Linked DNA regions of Mus musculus: region 2 is linked to region 1. Evidence: chromatin loops called from intact Hi-C (ENCODE). Cell type or tissue: left cerebral cortex. All regions are shown on one strand. Each heading gives the region's core, and the rest is flanking DNA. Links, peaks and the distances in the headings are about the cores only.

Region 1 (8,337 bases), core at 68-8,067:
GAACTCAGCTCCTCCTGCCTGTGTAGTGTCTTAGGGTTTCTTTGCTGTGAATGGCCATGACTATGACAACTCTTATAAAGGACAACATTTAATTGGGGTTGGCTCATGGGTTCAGAGGTTCAGTCCATTATCATCATGGTAGGAAGCATGGCAATGTGCAGGCAGATATGGTGCTGGAGGAGCTGAGAGTTCTACATCTTGATCTGAAAGCAGCAGGAGATCGTATGCAACACTGGGCCTAGCTTGAGCATATGTAACCTCAAAGCTCTGACTTTCCTGTGATGTGCTTTCTCTAACAAGGCCACACCTCCTCCAATAAGGCCACTCCTCCCCCAGTAAGGCCACACATCTCCAATAAGGCCACATCTCCTCATAGTGCCACTCCCTATGGCCAAGCACTCAACACCTGAGTCTATGGCACCATTCCTATTCAAGCCACTATATGCAACAAACATTTTACCTGCTGTGCTACCTCTCTAGCCCCATTACTCTGCTGCTTGATAACCCGGTGACAGCAAGCCTTTCTCCATAGATAATTAGCTTGTAGCAAGCACATATTTTCATGCTATGAAGTTGAGGGAGAACAAAGAGGAATATGAAAACACTAACAACTCCCAAGAGACACCAGATATGGCAGGACATGGGGCAGATGCATTTCCCTGGATTGGGTAGTTGTTTGAAATTATTTTTGTATTTACGGGTTGCTCACTCAGACATACAGATTATAGAACACAGAGATTATATGCTGAGATGTCTGCTGTCAGACTGAATTACAGTGAGAGTTATCACAAAATCCAAATTATTAACTAGGATCTCCAGTGTCAGGAGGAAAATCACACTCCCCAAACATAACCAAACACATTCACATTCACTAGGTAGACAACGTTGACATTCACTAGCTAACTGTGACAGTGCTGATTTCTTCTTATTGGTTGTATATACACAAATGTATGGTTAATTTTAAAATGGGCTGTTGAGAATTATATTTTTGTTTCAGAAGATTATCTTTTAAGATAGAATCCATATAAAATAAATCACATATACCACATATACCACACACACACATGCTACATACACATATACCACACACATGCACATATACCACATACACACACTTCTCACATACACACTCACACACATATACCTCACACACTCACACCTACACCACACACACATGCCACACACACATACACTTCCCACATACACATACACACATATATACCACACACACACACACCACACATACACTTCCCACATACACACTCACATATATACCACAAACACACTTTCCACACACACACGTACCACACATGCACTTCCCACATACACACTCACACCCACACACATGCACATACAGTACACTTACATACCTCCTCCCCAACAGAACTAAACATAGGGTTGCCATCTGACCACAGAACTCATTCAAAGTGTAGTGAGAACTCTGGAATTTTGGTTTCTTTCAAAACACAGAAATATTGCAAATATTGTAAGGATGCGTTTTCATTTTAATCCCAGGTGTGGGATGTGGGGCTGCTTTGGACTGTCCACAGCAGCTGACTATGATTTGCCTCATGCTCTAGCAGAGCTGTGGTTTTGCCAGCTGCAGATAGTTTCTGTCATTGTGTGGTGTTTGGAATTCTGGGAACTTTTCCGAGGGTCTATAAATGCTAGGGCCCTGACAGGCTGTGCTTATTTTTGCCTGTGCACTGAGTTCTTATTGTGATAAGTCTAATTCTCAGGAGCCTGTACTTCTAATGGCTGCACTGGAGTGTTTTTAGCCCTCGCCTGGGATGGCAGTCCCTGCTTTGGCCACTAGGATGTGGTCATTCCTCCCTACACCACCACACTTCTGCTCCCCACTCCAGCCTAGAACAAGGGGCCTGTTGTCTGGTTCTGTCCTCCTCAGCATCCTGAGCCAAGGCCAGGAAAGAAAGCACAGCCTAGCCTCCACAGGAGCATGTACAAACTCTGTGGAGGTGGGAAGGGTCCCTGGGCTCTCCTCTCTGGATGCAACGTAAGTCTCTTCCTTGTTAAAAGTTTAAACAGCAATTGTAAAGCATCAGATTTAGGACGAATGCTTTTCCATGCACAGTCTGCCCTCTGCAGACCTCAGATCTCCGGGCCCGCTAGGTTAGCGTTAGCTGTGGCCTGGAACCCATTTCCTTTGCAGACTGTCACTAGTAGTTGGAGATTGTCCCTGTGAGATAAAGGAGCCTGTGCATGTGGCATGTCACATCATCTCTCTAGTCACTTTCCACAGTGTCCCCGTCTGTGGTGTATGCATAGAGATGTATAGGTACACACGTGTACACATATCTGCATGCTGGTGAATCACTCAGCATAACTGTTTTTAACTGTTTAACTTCCCAGGACACTGGGAGTTGCTCCGGAGACAGAGGCAGGAGGGGTCGTCTCTAAATTGCCACAGAATGACCCAAGGGAACAGGCTACTCCACTCTTTTCCCCTAAGCAATCTGTTTTCTGCTCAGGATAACTGAAGCCTCCAAGTCCCTCCCTGCGCCCGCCCTGCTCCAGTACCCCGCCCACTTTCCACCGGGCTCTGTTCATTTGGAAGGCTCGTGACCAGTGTGCGAGTTCATTATATTATCACCTGACCCTTCATCCCTGGCATCTGACAGCCTCATTTCCCGGAGCTCTCTTTTCTTCCAGTCTCAAGTTGATGTCTCAAGAGCCCTGTGGGCCTCAAACCAGATTCACAATTTCTTGATTTATTTCCCACCCATGGGCCTAGATAAATACTTCTAATTTTAGACGGGAAGTTCTTAATTTCCCCTTAAAAAGATATTATACTCCGTCCATTTCCCTGAAAGGAAGGCCCTGGCGCTTTCTAAGAAACTTTATAATAAAGGATTAAAACAGTAACTAGAAAACAAAGCAAAACAAGCCAGGAATTCCTCCGCTGGGAATTCCGCACTCCTGAGGGTTCTGACACGAGGCTTTTCTAAGAAGGGACCAGCATCTGGAACCCGCAGTACGCAGTGTCTGGCGCTGGGAAGGCTGTCCTAGAAGCAGTCTTTACACGCTGGCTTTAATGGAATCTCGGACTCCTGCAGGGGCTGCTTGTGTAAAACACACACAGAGAAAAAATCTTCTAAACAGAGGCAGGATGAAGGGAGTTCGTTGTTGAGCCTGACTTATTATGAATTTCATTCTCGTTTCCAGAACGCATGTATCTGGCTCTTGCCAGGGACACAGTTTGTGTTTGGGGCTCGCTAAGCGCTCTGAGAAGTCCCAAGTGAGTGTCTGAAAGCTTCATAGCGGAGGAGACTTGACTTTGGTTAGGGATCAAGTTCTCTGGCCTTGCCCAGCGTGGGAATCAGACAGCCGGATCTGGAAAATTGTGTTGAAGGTCAGACAGTAACCGGTAGTTCTAGCTCCAGGGAACCCAACACCCTCTTCTGGTCTCCATAGGCAACTACACTCATGTGCACACACATGTGAACAGAATTAAAGATAAAAGTGATGAAGGTAGAGGCAGAATGTCGGTTGGTGGTGGAGCGATTACCTAGCGTGCCCAAGGCTGGAGGACTCTCTAAGAGTCAGGGAAATTATATTGATGGTGGACTCAGAGCATGAAGACCACACAGCTGGCCTGCATTCTCCTCTTCTATAGTCTGACTGAAATATTTTATATCAAATATGACTTTACTGTTTTCTAGAATATTTCCCTCAGAAAAAGAAAAGAAAGCAATAAATCAGATGTGGAAACAAGGACACGATAGAAACCAACTGCAGGGACCTGGTGGCCCGCAGACTGGGGACAATCCCAAGACCCTGGGGTTTTGGTTGCTGCTGTCTGATTCCCACACTGGACAGGGCAAGAGCACTTGACCCACGCCAGCTGAATGCTGGCTCTTGTTTCCCACCGGCTGTGGAATTTGCAGACACTCTTTTCTGGCTTCCCAGAGGGGCTGGGGAGCCTCCAGCATGTGCTGTGACATTTATAACTCCCTCTGGAATTTCCATGTCCCCAGCCCTCGCCCAGCCCAGGGATGAATCATGGATTCTTAGACCAGCGAAGCCATTTTGGAAACAGCTGCCAAGGAGCAAATGCAGTCAAAAATAGCTCTCACTCCCTGAAAAATGAATGGCTTATTTTAAGAAGAAAGGGTGGCTTGAATCTGTCCTGCTTGCATCTTTATCTCCTGGGCACAGGGCCAGGGCATCCGAGAAAGGCTTGCCTGTCAAAGGGAATGGCACCTGCAGTGACATAGTGGTGCCCACGATGGGGCTACCATCTCTGGGCCAGGGCCAAGGGGTGAGGTATGAGCCGTCCTCCTGAGACCTGCATCCCAGGAGGCCTGGACCGTTAGGTATGAAGTTCTGCTTCCCTGGTAGGCCTGACATGCATTGCTTTCTTGTGGTTGTGGCCAAACATCCAACAGAATTCAGCAAGGAGCAGCTGGCAGTCAGGATGCAGCAAAGAGCTAATCAGGCAGGAAGTGGGAGCACTCAGGCAGGAAGTGGGAGCAGGCTATTGCTCAGAAGCCAAATGCCCATGCTCTTATACCTACCAGCTAGTCTTTAAGTCTAGAAGGTTCCACAGTGTTCCTCAAACAGCACCGCCAGGTGAAGACCAAATGTTCAAACACATGGGGACATTTCACTTTCAAACACTTCAGACCACTGGTCCTTGTCGTAGACTTGTGGGGTGGGCACAGTAGCTAGACGCATACAAGAGGAAGGCACTGGGCTTTGTTCCATCCTTCAAAGGGAAGTTAAGCTCTCCTGCTGCAGATGAATGGGTGATGGTGTCTTAGCTTAAGCTGTCAGGGAAGAAACTTCACTTGGCGTCAGGGTGATAGTTCCCCCCTCCCCCATTGTATTTGTCCTTGTGTTGTGAGGCACTGTAGCCAAAGATGCATGAAGGACTGATGTCAATCCTGCTGTGCTGTGTACTATGTGAGTAGAAAGAAAGGAAGAAAGAAAGAGAGAGAGAGAAAGAAAGAAAGAAAGAAAGAAAGGGAGATGGAAGGAAGCAAGGAAGGAAGGGAGAAGGAAGGAAGGAGGAAAGAAGGAAGTTATGATAGTTTCAAAGCAAAGCAAAGCTTGCACAGTACCAGCTAGTCCACATCCACACCCAATGATGTGAGAAATCCTCAGAAGGGAAGGAGCACAGAGCAAAGAGAGCCCCGAGGGAAGGTCCCACAGCCTGGGGCCAGCACTGTAACATCTGCTGGTTCCACAGAGAAAATGAGGTAGAAAACTGTGTTGCAAAGTATTCTGTGTGACTTTGATTTTTTTTTTAATATCCTATGTGAAAAACACACACCTGCACCCTGAATTCTGGCTTCTTCCGAGGGTAAGCTTGGCTTGCTACAACTGTGACATCTTCCTTACTTCTGTGTGCTTCCCTCTGTCACTTGGCCTGGATACTCACTCACTCACGGCTCCGTGAAGACATCAGGACGTTGGAAGGACTGAGGACTCCGTGATTGTCACAATCTGTGAGGTTCAGCTGGGGGTCCTCTTCTTTCATTGGGAGTGATAATGCCTTGCTCTCCTTCCTGGTTGCTGAAGCTCCTTGTCCCATTGCATTTACAGACACTGGTGGCTGGTATCTTCTTTCCCTTCATGCTAAGACATAACTGAAACTAAACCTGGAACGCTGGAATCCGAGATTAATGAATGAGGCGTTAGGAGTTACAGACACATGTATCTGCTAGCCTAATGAGCAGACAGTCTGCGAACACAGCCGCTCAAAGACACAGACCACGTGAATAGAATATGCTTCTCCATGGGGAAGTACTCTGAGGGAGCTCTTTCATTGAGTGAACTTAGGTAGAAAACACATTTCAATTTGGGATACAGAAAGAGAGACACAATGACCTAGGGTGTGGCTCAGCTGGTGGCTTGCCTAGCATGCGCAAAGCACTGGGTTTGAACTCCAGTATAGAAAGAAAAACAAAAGTTCCCCCCCCCCCAAAAAAAAAGATACAGTAGTGTCATGCCCAGGGCTGGAGGGGTGGCACAGTATTAACTACTGAGTTCTTGCAGAAGACCTGAGCTCAGTTCCCATCATCCACACAGTGGTTTCACAACCACCAGGAAACCCAGTACCCTCTTCTGGCCTCCATAGGCACTGGGCATACTCATTGTACACAGACATATGTGAGGGAAGAAAGAAATGCTGTACCCATGAGAATACCCCAGGGAGATACACAGAATTCAGAATCCAGCTCACAGTTCAGAGTGGGTCCATTCATATTGGCATGGGGTGTCGGGGACAGTGTTGTGGTTAGACAGGAGGCATGGCTTTTTGCCAGTTTGATTACCTCACCAACACGGTGAGCCCCAATTCTCCTCCAAGGGTGATGGCTATGCCCTCTTATTTTGTGCCTAGGCCACCCTGACAGCCACATGAGGCAGAGGTATGTTTCCTAAGCCTGTCAGCTCTCTAGCTAAGTGAACAGAAGCCCAGAGAAGGGAGATCCCACGGTGAGAGGAGGCAGCTTCCATCAAAGCACCTGAGCTTCAGTCCTGGGTGGTCAGGGTCCTGTACACTTGACCTTTAAAGCACGCAGTTCTACATGTGTCTCCTTTGGGGTTTCCTTGATTTTAAAATGTCTCGCCTCCTTTGTAAATCTCCCCAGAAGTAGAAGAAAAGAGCTTTGGTGATGAAGTGACAAGGGGAAAGAGAAGAAATCAAGGCTGGACCAAGCTGCATTCTCATGAGTATTCCCTTGAGACTGCTTTCTCTCAAGGCTTGACCCCTGTGTGGGAGCTCTTCCATATCATCTTTGGAATCTTTTGAGTTTAAAAAAAGGGGGAGGGGAAGCTGGGGAACTGGAGAGATGGCTGAGCAGCTAATAGAGTTTGCTGTGCAACCGTGAGAACAGAATTTGGATCCTAGCACCCACATAACAAGCTGAGTAATTCCTGTATACCTGGAACCAAGGCTCCAAAGCAGGCAGAGGCAAGAGGACCTCTTGAGAATGTCGGCTTTCAGCACAACTGAGGAAATATAGGCCATGGGGTTGAGGGAAAGACCCTGCCTCAAAGAGACAGATGGAGAGTATCTTAGTCAGGGTTTCTATTCCTGCACAAAACATCATGACCAAGAAGCAAGCTGGGGAGGAAAGGGTTTATTCAGCTTACACTTCCACATTGCTGTTCATCACCAAAGGAAGTCAGGACTGGAACTCAAACAAGGTAGGTAGGAACTTGGAGGCAGGAGCTGATGCAGAGGCCATAGTGGGATGCTGCTTACTGGCTTGCTTCCCATGGCTTGCTCAGCCTGATTTCTTACAGAACCCAAGACCACCATCCCAGGAGTGGACTTACCCACAATGGGCTGGGCCCTCCCCCATTAATGACTAATTGAGAAAATGCCTTACAGCTGGGTCTCATGGAGGCATTTCCTCAAGGGAGGCTCCTTTCTCTGTGATAACTCCAACTTGGGTCAAGTTGGCACACACAACCAGCCAGTACAGAGAGTGATAGAGGTGACACCTGGTGCCCTTTGGTGGCCCCTCTGTGTGCGTGCACTCACATACAGACACATGGCTGTGGTAGGGAGCCAGATAGATAGATAGATAGATAGATAGATAGATAGATAGATCGATAGATCGATAAATAGATAAATAGATGAATAAATAATAGGTGATAGATGATAGGTAGGTAAATAAGAAGTTGAATGGTTTTTAGACCTTTTATTGATTCTTTGTGAATTTCCCATCATGCACTCCAATCCCACTCATCTCCCTGCCCCTTCATATCTGCCTTCCACCCTTGCTACTACCCAAAAGTAACTATAGAAGCAAGCAAGCAAACAAACAAACAAAACACCAAACAAAACACCAAACAAATAAATCTCACTGTAGAAGCTGCGGTGTGTCAAGGTGTGTCTCACAATATACACTTCCACCTAAATAGCTCTACTTGCAAATGTTCCTTGCAATGAGGCATTGGTCTGGGTCAAGGCCTCTGATTCTGTCACACCATCAGTCCTGGATCCTCACTGGGACTCCTCTCTGACATCCTGTTGTCATGGAGATCCTGCATCTTTGGATCTGTGGGACTAGCTCCTTCACACACTCCAGCAGATCATAGATGGGGTAGATGATGGGGTGGGCCAACTCAAAGGCCTGGATTTGGGCCTGGGCGGAAGCTGATTTAGTCAGCCCACTGGCTCTCTTGTGCTTGCCTCACCAGGGCCTGAATCTCCTGTGTATGCATTACTGTGCTGCCTAGGTGAGGTGTGTGTGTAGGGGTACTGGGGGGCGGTGTTCTCCCAGTACTGTAGCCTGTGAGCTCTCCTATGCTGCTCAGGTGAGAGGCTGGGCCAGCTATCCTGAATGTGGTTGCTGATGAGCA
Region 2 (8,337 bases), core at 118-8,117, 74 kb before region 1:
AGGATTCCAGTTTTTCTTTGTTTTTTTCTCACCTTTCTTCTGAATTTTTTTTCCCAAATGGAAATTAATTTTTGGCTAAGTTGGTGCTCAAGTGTTGATCTTTGTAATTTGATAACTTACTTTTGCAAAAATAGGCCAAGCATTACTTCTGTTATTGTATGTGTGTGTTTGCATCCAAAGAAAAGGTCTTTCAGCTTCTAAAAATGTACTCACATGTACACAGCACACGCATATATACACAGGGAAACGTTCACATAAAATAAAAACAAGTATTTTGTAGAAAATGTAATAATAGCTGGCTATAGTGGTACATGTCTTTAATCCCAGCACTCAGGAGGCAGAGGCAGGAGGATCTCTAGGAGTTTGAGGCCACCCTGGTTATAGTGCAAGTTCCAGGCCATCCAGGCTTCTACATAGTGAGATCTGTAAAGAAAAATGTAGCTAGGTAGTGGCACATACCTTTGATACCAGCACTCAGGAAGCAGAGGCAGGCAGATCTCTGAGTTTGAGACAGTGAGTTCAGGACAGCCAGAGCTACACAGGAACCCTGTCTTAAAAAAAAAAAAAAAAAGAAAGAAAGAAAGAAAGGAAGGAAGAAAAGAGAAGAAAAGAAAAGAAAGAAAGAAATTGTTTTAAAGAAAGAGAGAAAAGATAAAAAGCAAATGTACCAGCATGTTAGCCTGGCCCCTCTGGGTTCCTTGATGCTTGATCCTTTTTATACTTAAGTAGCACCAAGTACAGGGATCTGGGGAGATGGCTCAGTAGGTAAATTACCCACTGAGAACATAGGAAGACCAGAGTTCAACACCAGCACCCATTTAAAAGCTGGGTGGCATGGTGGCACATGCTTGCCATCTCAGCACTGGAAAGTCAGGATCCCCGAGGCTCACTGGAAAACAGACCAGTCAAATCAGTAAACTCTGGGCTCATGGAAGGACCCAGTCTCAAAAAGTAAGATGGAGAGTGACACATGATGGCTACCTCTGGCTTCTTCACACATGCATGCACATGCATGTACATGCATGCATGCACACACACATACACACATGCACACACATATGCACACATGCACACGCACATACATACATGCACACATGCACATACATATACACACAGACACACTCACATATATGCGTGCTCATGCACACATACATATATACACACATACATGCACACACAAGCACATGAACGCACACATGTACACACAAATAATACTATATACAGTGCCTTTCATGAAATGAGCTCTAAGTTAAACACCTTTAGCACCGACCTATGCTTGTGGCATGCATTCTGCTAAATATTTTCACAAATTTACCATATTCAATCATCAATTAGCTTCCACTTAATTTGGAGTCATTAAACTAATTATTTGAATTCCGTTCTAGTAGTAGCATAATCTGAATATTGGATTCAGTTGGCAAGTGGGGACTACTGCTTCATGCCTCTCCCCCTGTAAGAGCCTGAAGGCCCATGGCTGTTCCCTTTGGCGTCTCCTGAGCACCTTTCCTTGTTCTGGGGATCATCAGTCCCTCAGAGGTACCTCTCTCTCTCTGGCAGACTCAGGATGTAAGAGTAAGGAAGTGAGAAGAGAAGATGGCCCTTGTTCTCAGTCAGCGTGTTGGTGATTGTGTTATCTTGCAAGTTAGATGTCTAAACTCTATGTTCACACTCTGGCCTGATTTGAGGGCTGTGAACTGACTCTGTACATATTGCAAGGTGCTCTTAGATTGCCTGGTTCAGTGTGGTGGGGTTCGGTATGGTGGTGGCAGGTGCTCGGGGTCAGGAAACTCTTATCCCAACAGCGATCTGCCCCAGTGTCAGCCTCCAGGCAAGCTGGAAAGCACAGGAAGCAGTTTGACCATCCCAGGGAAAGTCATCAGGCTATGAGGCCACAGAAGCTAGGTATCAGGGAAAGGAGGTTTTTTCATGTTTTTATATAATAGCTTCATTAATCCTTTTGAAAATTTCTTACAGTGTATTTTGATCATATCCATTCTTGTTTTGCCCAGAGCCACCTCCCAGACAATTTTATTTTGACTCATGGTTTCAGAGAGAAAATTCCATCATGATGGGCCAGGCATGGCTATTGTAGACACAGAGGTGGCTGTGTCTACAGTCATCCTGATCCTCATGGGGCAGGGATGGGGGTGAGACAGTGTGTGTGTGGGGGGGGGAGGTGGGTACTGCAGGGGTATGGCTGTGTCCATAATCATCTTGGTCTGGCTGAAGCAAAAGCAGATAGTAACTTCAAGGTGCATCCTTGGCAACATACTTGCCTTTGTGAACACCACGCTGTAGCAACATACTTCCCTTTGAGGGCACTCTGTAGCAGTGTGAGCTAGGGGTCAGATCCTCACATCTTGGTGGAACAGGAAGAAGACAGCATGGGGTGGAGCCAGAAGCAGATACCACCGGCAGAGTTGGCCCCAGGGACCCACTTCTGATAGCTGGAGACTAAGCATTCAGACAGTGTCCCTCTGGAGGACATTTCATATTTAAAGCTTAACATCGAGTCTAGCGTTTAGTATCTAATTTGTTTAACAAAGTATTAGTTTGAAAGCCCAGATTGTTTATAAATGTGAGTACATACCAGTTTTCATTAACAGAGGCTATCTGTTTTGGAAGAGAGGTGTTGTCATGACAGTATCAAGCCAGGGTGGCCCAATGTCATTACCTGTGCCTGCTTCCAGCTGCAGAGACAATTGGAGCCTCTGCATCTTTCTAGCACAGGGCTCTAGGCAGCCACTTGGATGGGTTTTCGGGTCTTCCAAACACAACATGCTGTTATTATTAGACCCTTGACCAACGATCCTTTGTTTTCAGCTTTTAAATGAGCATTTGTGGTTGTCTCTCAGTTTGGGCTACAGCTGTGCTCACGTTGGGTTTTTCTTGCAGAAACACGCATGAAGGCAAACACTGTGAAGTGCATGGAAGTGTTGGAAGGTCAGCTGAGCAGGTAAGTTGTGTGTGTGTGTGGGGGGGGAGTTCCTGCCCTATAGACTCTGGGTATATCTGCTTGCTTTATTAGAATTCAGTGAAGGCAAGGGAAGGAGCCAGTCAATCTTTATAATACATTAACAAAGAAAGCAGGAAAACACCCAGCATCCCCAGGGGAAGGAGCAGGTGCTGTTCCAACATCTCCTAGCCCAGGCTCCCCTTTGACAAAGCAAATAGATTAGAATGTTTAAAAGCATCTTGGCGAGAACACAGGGCAGTTCTCACATCTCAGAATAAGAAAAGCCTCTTTGGGATACCGAGCTAAGAATTCATGCTGCGGTCTGCTTTTGCTTTCTACGCGCAGGCAACCGCAGCCGCTGAAGGGGTCTTAAGGACTGTGAACTGGTTTACACACAGAGCAATGCAGGAATTTGCATTGTCGGTTCTGTTTTGAATCCCGAATCAAAACCAGCATGAAAATTCCTGCTTGCTTTTTCTCTTTTCTTTTCTTTTTTTTTTTTTTTTTTTTTAAACCCAATTAGGAATTCAGATCGTAGAAGCATTAGGGACTCCGCAGCACGTCAAGCTGTTTCTGGTTTGCTGGGATGTCTACTTCTGGAAACAAACCCCAGCCAGCGGGATCTGGTCCTAATTAAGGGAACAAGTTCCACAATGTAGTCTGTGCCTTTCTTCCCTGGCAGCCAGTTTGGTTTTATGGAAACATCTTGCTACTATTTTGGAAATTGCTAAGTGGCTCTGGAATAGATTTGCCTTAAACCTTTGTCTGCCAGGACAGTGCCAAGGCCTCTCCCTTCAGGATGATGGGGTGTGGGATTAGCCTCAGGTTGAAAGCCAAGTCCTTCCACCCACCAACTGACCTTGCTGCCCCTAGACTTGGGGAAAGCCCTGTCAGAGCTGGCCATCATGGACTGAGTGTCAGGAGTATATGCAGGAAGCTAGGGGCTTGGGTCTGAGGCTGGCTTTCCTGCCATGTACTGGTGAGAGCGTTCTGATACGCCTCTCTCCATCTTATTCCTGATACCTTTTTTTTTTCAGACATGCAGGCCCCCTGAGGTGTGACTTAGAGTCACCTTAGACTCTTGGACAGACCTCTGAGGGCCCATGCTAAGGCATCCCTTCCCCCTGAGCCTTCTGACAGATATAGTATGGAGTAGAGTTTATTTAGGGTGTGGGGAGGGGAGTTGAAGGAGTAGAGACAGAGAAAGGCAGAGAGGGAGAGAGGATCATCTTAGGACTCCTGGAGCATAACTACTGACAGACAGACAGACACTTCCCCAACTGCAGTCCTGCCAATGACATATAACCCTCAGGAAGAATTGGCCATCTTTCCCCCTGTATTTTTATTTTCTCTTCCTTTATATGGGTTGATTCTTTTATATTGAGATATAGATATAGAGATGGATATGGATATATAGATATATAGGTATATAGGTATATAGATATGTAGACATATAGATATAATGTTCAGACCCATTTGCCTTGGCATCCTGTCTTTGTGACTCACAGTAGAATATTAAAGACCACAAGAAAGCCACTCCAAGGAGCCCGCCCACTCACCATCCCCTTCAGGCTGTTACAGAGGTAATAGCAAACATGAATGTGTTGATTTAACTCTTTCCCCTCAGGCCTGAATTTGGCTTTAATTTCCATCTTCTCAGTTGTCACATATTCTCTGTTAGCCTTCTGAGCGAGTCAAAGGAAGTATTAGAGAATTCTTACTTTTTGCCTGCAGTTTCTTTGAGAGTCTCTTTCTGCAGCCTAAGTGTGCCTTGAATTCAGGCCCTCTCACTTCAGGCCTCCAAGGCTGAGATTACAGGTGTCCACCACAACTTTTCTCAGCTCAGAGGTTTTTACTATGGTGCAAGAAAGACATCTCTGTTGGTAAAGTGCTGGCTTTGGACCCCCAAGGACCTGCATTTGATCCCTAGACTACAGGTTGAATAAGTGAGCCCACCGTGATGGTGTGCACTTATGCCTTTGTACTAGGCAAGCAGAGATAGGTGAATTCTGGGGGTCACTGGCAGGCAAGACTAGTGGAATCCCTGGGGGTCACTGGCCAGCCAGCCTAGACTAGTCAGTTCCCAGCCAGTGAGCCATACACACCAAACTCAAAAGAAAACAAAACCAAACCCAAAACAAACAAAACCAGAAGATGATGGTACCCTGTGACTGACACAGAAGTCTCCCACTCTCCCACTCTCTCCCTCCCTCTCCCCATCCCTCTCCCCTCTCTGTATCCCTCTTCCCTCTCCCCATCCTCACTCCTCCCAGCCCCTCTCTCCCTCCATCTCCCCCACTCTTCTTCTCTATCCCTAACCCCTTTGTAGGTGAAGTATATGTATTACAACAATCTTATATCTTATGCCTGTAACCACCATGGAGGAGGAGAAAATCCTTATGTCCAATGAAAAGCCAGCACCTCGGGCTGACAGGGGCCAGGCCTCACCTGCCTGCAACCAAGATGTGTACACTGGTTTTATATATACCCATGGAGCCCATTGTGTCCATGGTTGGAGAGGAACATCCTTTATCTTTCTAGATGCTCTCAGCTCTCTGTGGGCTCTGTTCTCCTGGACTTGAATCTGAAGCAGTTGCATCAATGCAGTTTAGTGGCTGCTGGTTTATTTTTGTGTCCTTGAGCTCTACTTCAGTTCTCAAGTGTTTGCTTGATGGTGAGTCAGACATTCACAATCAAAGCAGAAAAGACACTGGCGGGCGGGCAGGCTTTGTCTCTGCATGTGAGGGTGCTCGGAGACCCCTGTGTGTGATTCTGACCCACGGTGGGAAAGAGCACTCGGGAACTCAGGTGTCTTATCTCCAATTTATTTTGAATTAAGAGTGTGATAACCTTTTTCTAAAGGAGATCTGGTTCTTAAAAAACAACAACAACAAACCGTAATGTTTACCTACTAATTAGCTGGAGGTTTTGGCGAGAATGCCCTCACAGGCAATGGTCGACAGGTAGGTTACTCAGCTAACATCCCAGAGGGCTTCAACAGAGCTGAGCAAGGCCAGAGAAAGGCATGGAGTATCTCCCAGGGCTCCCAGACACACCTCTCAGCCTGTTCACACCAACAGTCTGCTTTCAAGCTGGGAGCCAGCAGTGAGTGGGAAAAGTCATCAGAATGGGAGTTAGAGAGCCTGGGAGTGCCTGAAGGCTCCCAGAGTCATCGCCCACTGCCATAAGCAAGTGTTCCCTGCAGGCCGCCTGCTCTCTGCTGGCAAGAGTCCTCAGGACAATTCAGAGAGAGAGAGAGAGAGAGAGAGAGAGAGAGAGAGAGAGAGAGAGAGAGAGAGAGAGAAGATGAGCTCTGGCCAAAAGCTCAGCTCTTCCGATAGATTGGCTCAGAAGCCACCAGTCCCTCATCACCAAATCATCATAGGTGACAAACAGAGTCCACCCTGACCTTCTCAGTATTACAAATTAAAATAAAGCACCAACCACAGGAATTACCCCGAGGGTCTCAGTTCTATTGAGGTCTTTATCACGGGTCATCTTAAGGCCCCTTCTCTAACACAGATCAGAAAACCTTCAAGCATACTGTGTCTGCTTCCATCCTTGAAGGAGGTGACTCCAATGTGTACCCTCAAATCCAAATTCAGGGTCAGGGTAGAAGTGTTGTTCAGGGATGGAATATACATACATACATACATACATACATACATACATACATACATACACACACACACACACACACACACACAGATTTTCTGAATACACTGTTGCTGTCTTCAGACACACCAGAAGAGGGTATCAGGCCCCATTACAGATAATTGTGAGCCACCATGTGGTTGTTGGGAATTGAACTCAGGACCTCTGGAAGAGCAGCCAGAGCTCTTAAACACCGAGTCATCTCTCCAGCCCCCACACCCGCCCCGGGATGGGATTCTGTGGGAGCCTCTAGGACCATCTCTCCTGGTTGCTGTGCGTACAGGTTTAAAGTCTGGGCTCGGGAATGAGATTGTCTACATCTGAGTGTGATCCCTTCTTGAGCTGTGGCTATTCACTACACAATAAATCTCTCCAAGCCCCCTTTTTCTATCATAAAAATGAGACAATTGCAGAAGAAGATAAAGGATGCTTCTTATATGCAATAATGACTGGATAAATGAGAGCTATTATTCAACAGTAGCAATATAAAACCACAAAAAATATGATGGAGTGGAAAAGATCTGCTTTGAGAGACGGACGCTGGCTCAGCCAGCAAAGTGCTTGATGTACAAACACAAGGACCCGAATCCAGCCCCCAGAACCCACATTGTAAAAGCCAGATGCGGGGGGGGGGGCAGGCTTTAAACCCAACCCTGGGGAGGTAGAGACATGAGGATTTATGGGGCTCACTGGCTCTGCCTACTTTTTAAGTTTCGAGTCAATGAGAGACCCTGTTGTGTTTTATAAAAAGAAAGAAAGAGCCAGGAATATGTTTGATAGAATGAGGTTGGTGTGGGGAAAGGGGTGCCTCTCCCGGCCCATGCCAAGGCAACCCGTCTCTCTGAGGTACCAGCTACAGAACAGTATAGTATAGAATAGAGTTTATTTAGGGCTTGGGGAGGGGAGTTGAGGGGGTAGTAGAGGGAGAGAGAGAGAGAGAGAGAGAGAGAGAGAGAGAGAGAGAGAGAGAGATCATACAGCAGTAGAGGCTGGCCTGAACATGTGGAAAGAGAGGGAGAGGGGAGTGGGGAAAGAAGGCCCAGAGAGGGAAGAGGGCAAGAGAGTAAGAGACTAAGAGAACAAGGAGGGGGGCAAGCAGCCCCTTTTATAGTGAGTCAGGCACACCTGGCTGTTGCCAGGTAACTGTGAGGTGGAGCCTAGAAGAAATACTAACAGACCCCATCTTAGAAAATCCATGCTGAAACACACACACACACACACACACACACACATTTTCTAAAAGCAAGAGAGACTCTCTTGCCTTCCTAGTGAGTCTCAAGGTCATGGCAAGTTCTCCACCTCCATTATGTAAACAGCCTGCTCTTTCTGTTGCCTGCCCTCTGGCCAGATGCCTGCAGCTCCCTCAGACGGGGAAGGACAAGTGGTAACTGAGTCCTTGTCAGTGGCTCTGCTGGAGACTGAGCAGCCTGCAGTGGTTCCCACGCACAGCATCATCGGCTGGCCGAGGTCCTAGTGTCACCTGCTGCCTTCACAGCCACACACCTGGCACTGAGTTTATGAGCCGGAGAGCCCTGACCTTGTGTATCCCCGGCCCAGGAATCAGCTGTTTGGGTCTCCTGAGCTCTGCATCTCTGCATAGAGACCCATTGTAGACGTCCAAGAGCATCTGGGGTTGCCACAGCTCCCTATTCTACCTCTCTTTCGATAGTTCCCAGAGACAGTGGGCATGTCACCTGGAGAAGATGGTCCATAAAGAAGCAGAGGCC

Evidence for each region. Hi-C counts contacts between places; a loop is a spot of excess contacts. Peaks named below come from ENCODE experiments on the same cell type or tissue, not always from the same donor. Only the 100,000 strongest peaks of a DNase experiment are listed, where the experiment ranks them.
Region 2: it touches region 1 in a loop (2.2-fold over the local background); 3 of 42 quality-filtered maps call a loop at or near these places.

The regions. Positions count from the first base shown.
Region 1 is chr8:125,289,129-125,297,465 of GRCm38, forward strand. No RefSeq gene overlaps it. Among named protein-coding and RNA genes, the nearest start is that of Gm30713, 93 kb to the right of the region's middle. In left cerebral cortex, for the core only: CTCF peaks have their summits at 1,787 and 3,440 (motif pointing left); DNase peaks (open chromatin) are centred at 3,423 and 4,051; H3K27ac peaks cover 1,239 bases.
Region 2 is chr8:125,215,202-125,223,538 of GRCm38, forward strand. Disc1 (disrupted in schizophrenia 1) reads left to right here. Exons shown (of 13, transcript NM_174854.2): 10 at 2,896-2,956. Among named protein-coding and RNA genes, the nearest start is that of Disc1, 170 kb to the left of the region's middle. RefSeq lists an enhancer at 1,842-4,650. In left cerebral cortex, for the core only: no CTCF peak of the experiment used is centred there; DNase peaks (open chromatin) are centred at 3,262, 3,586, 5,600 and 6,075; H3K4me3 peaks cover 605 bases; H3K27ac peaks cover 1,381 bases.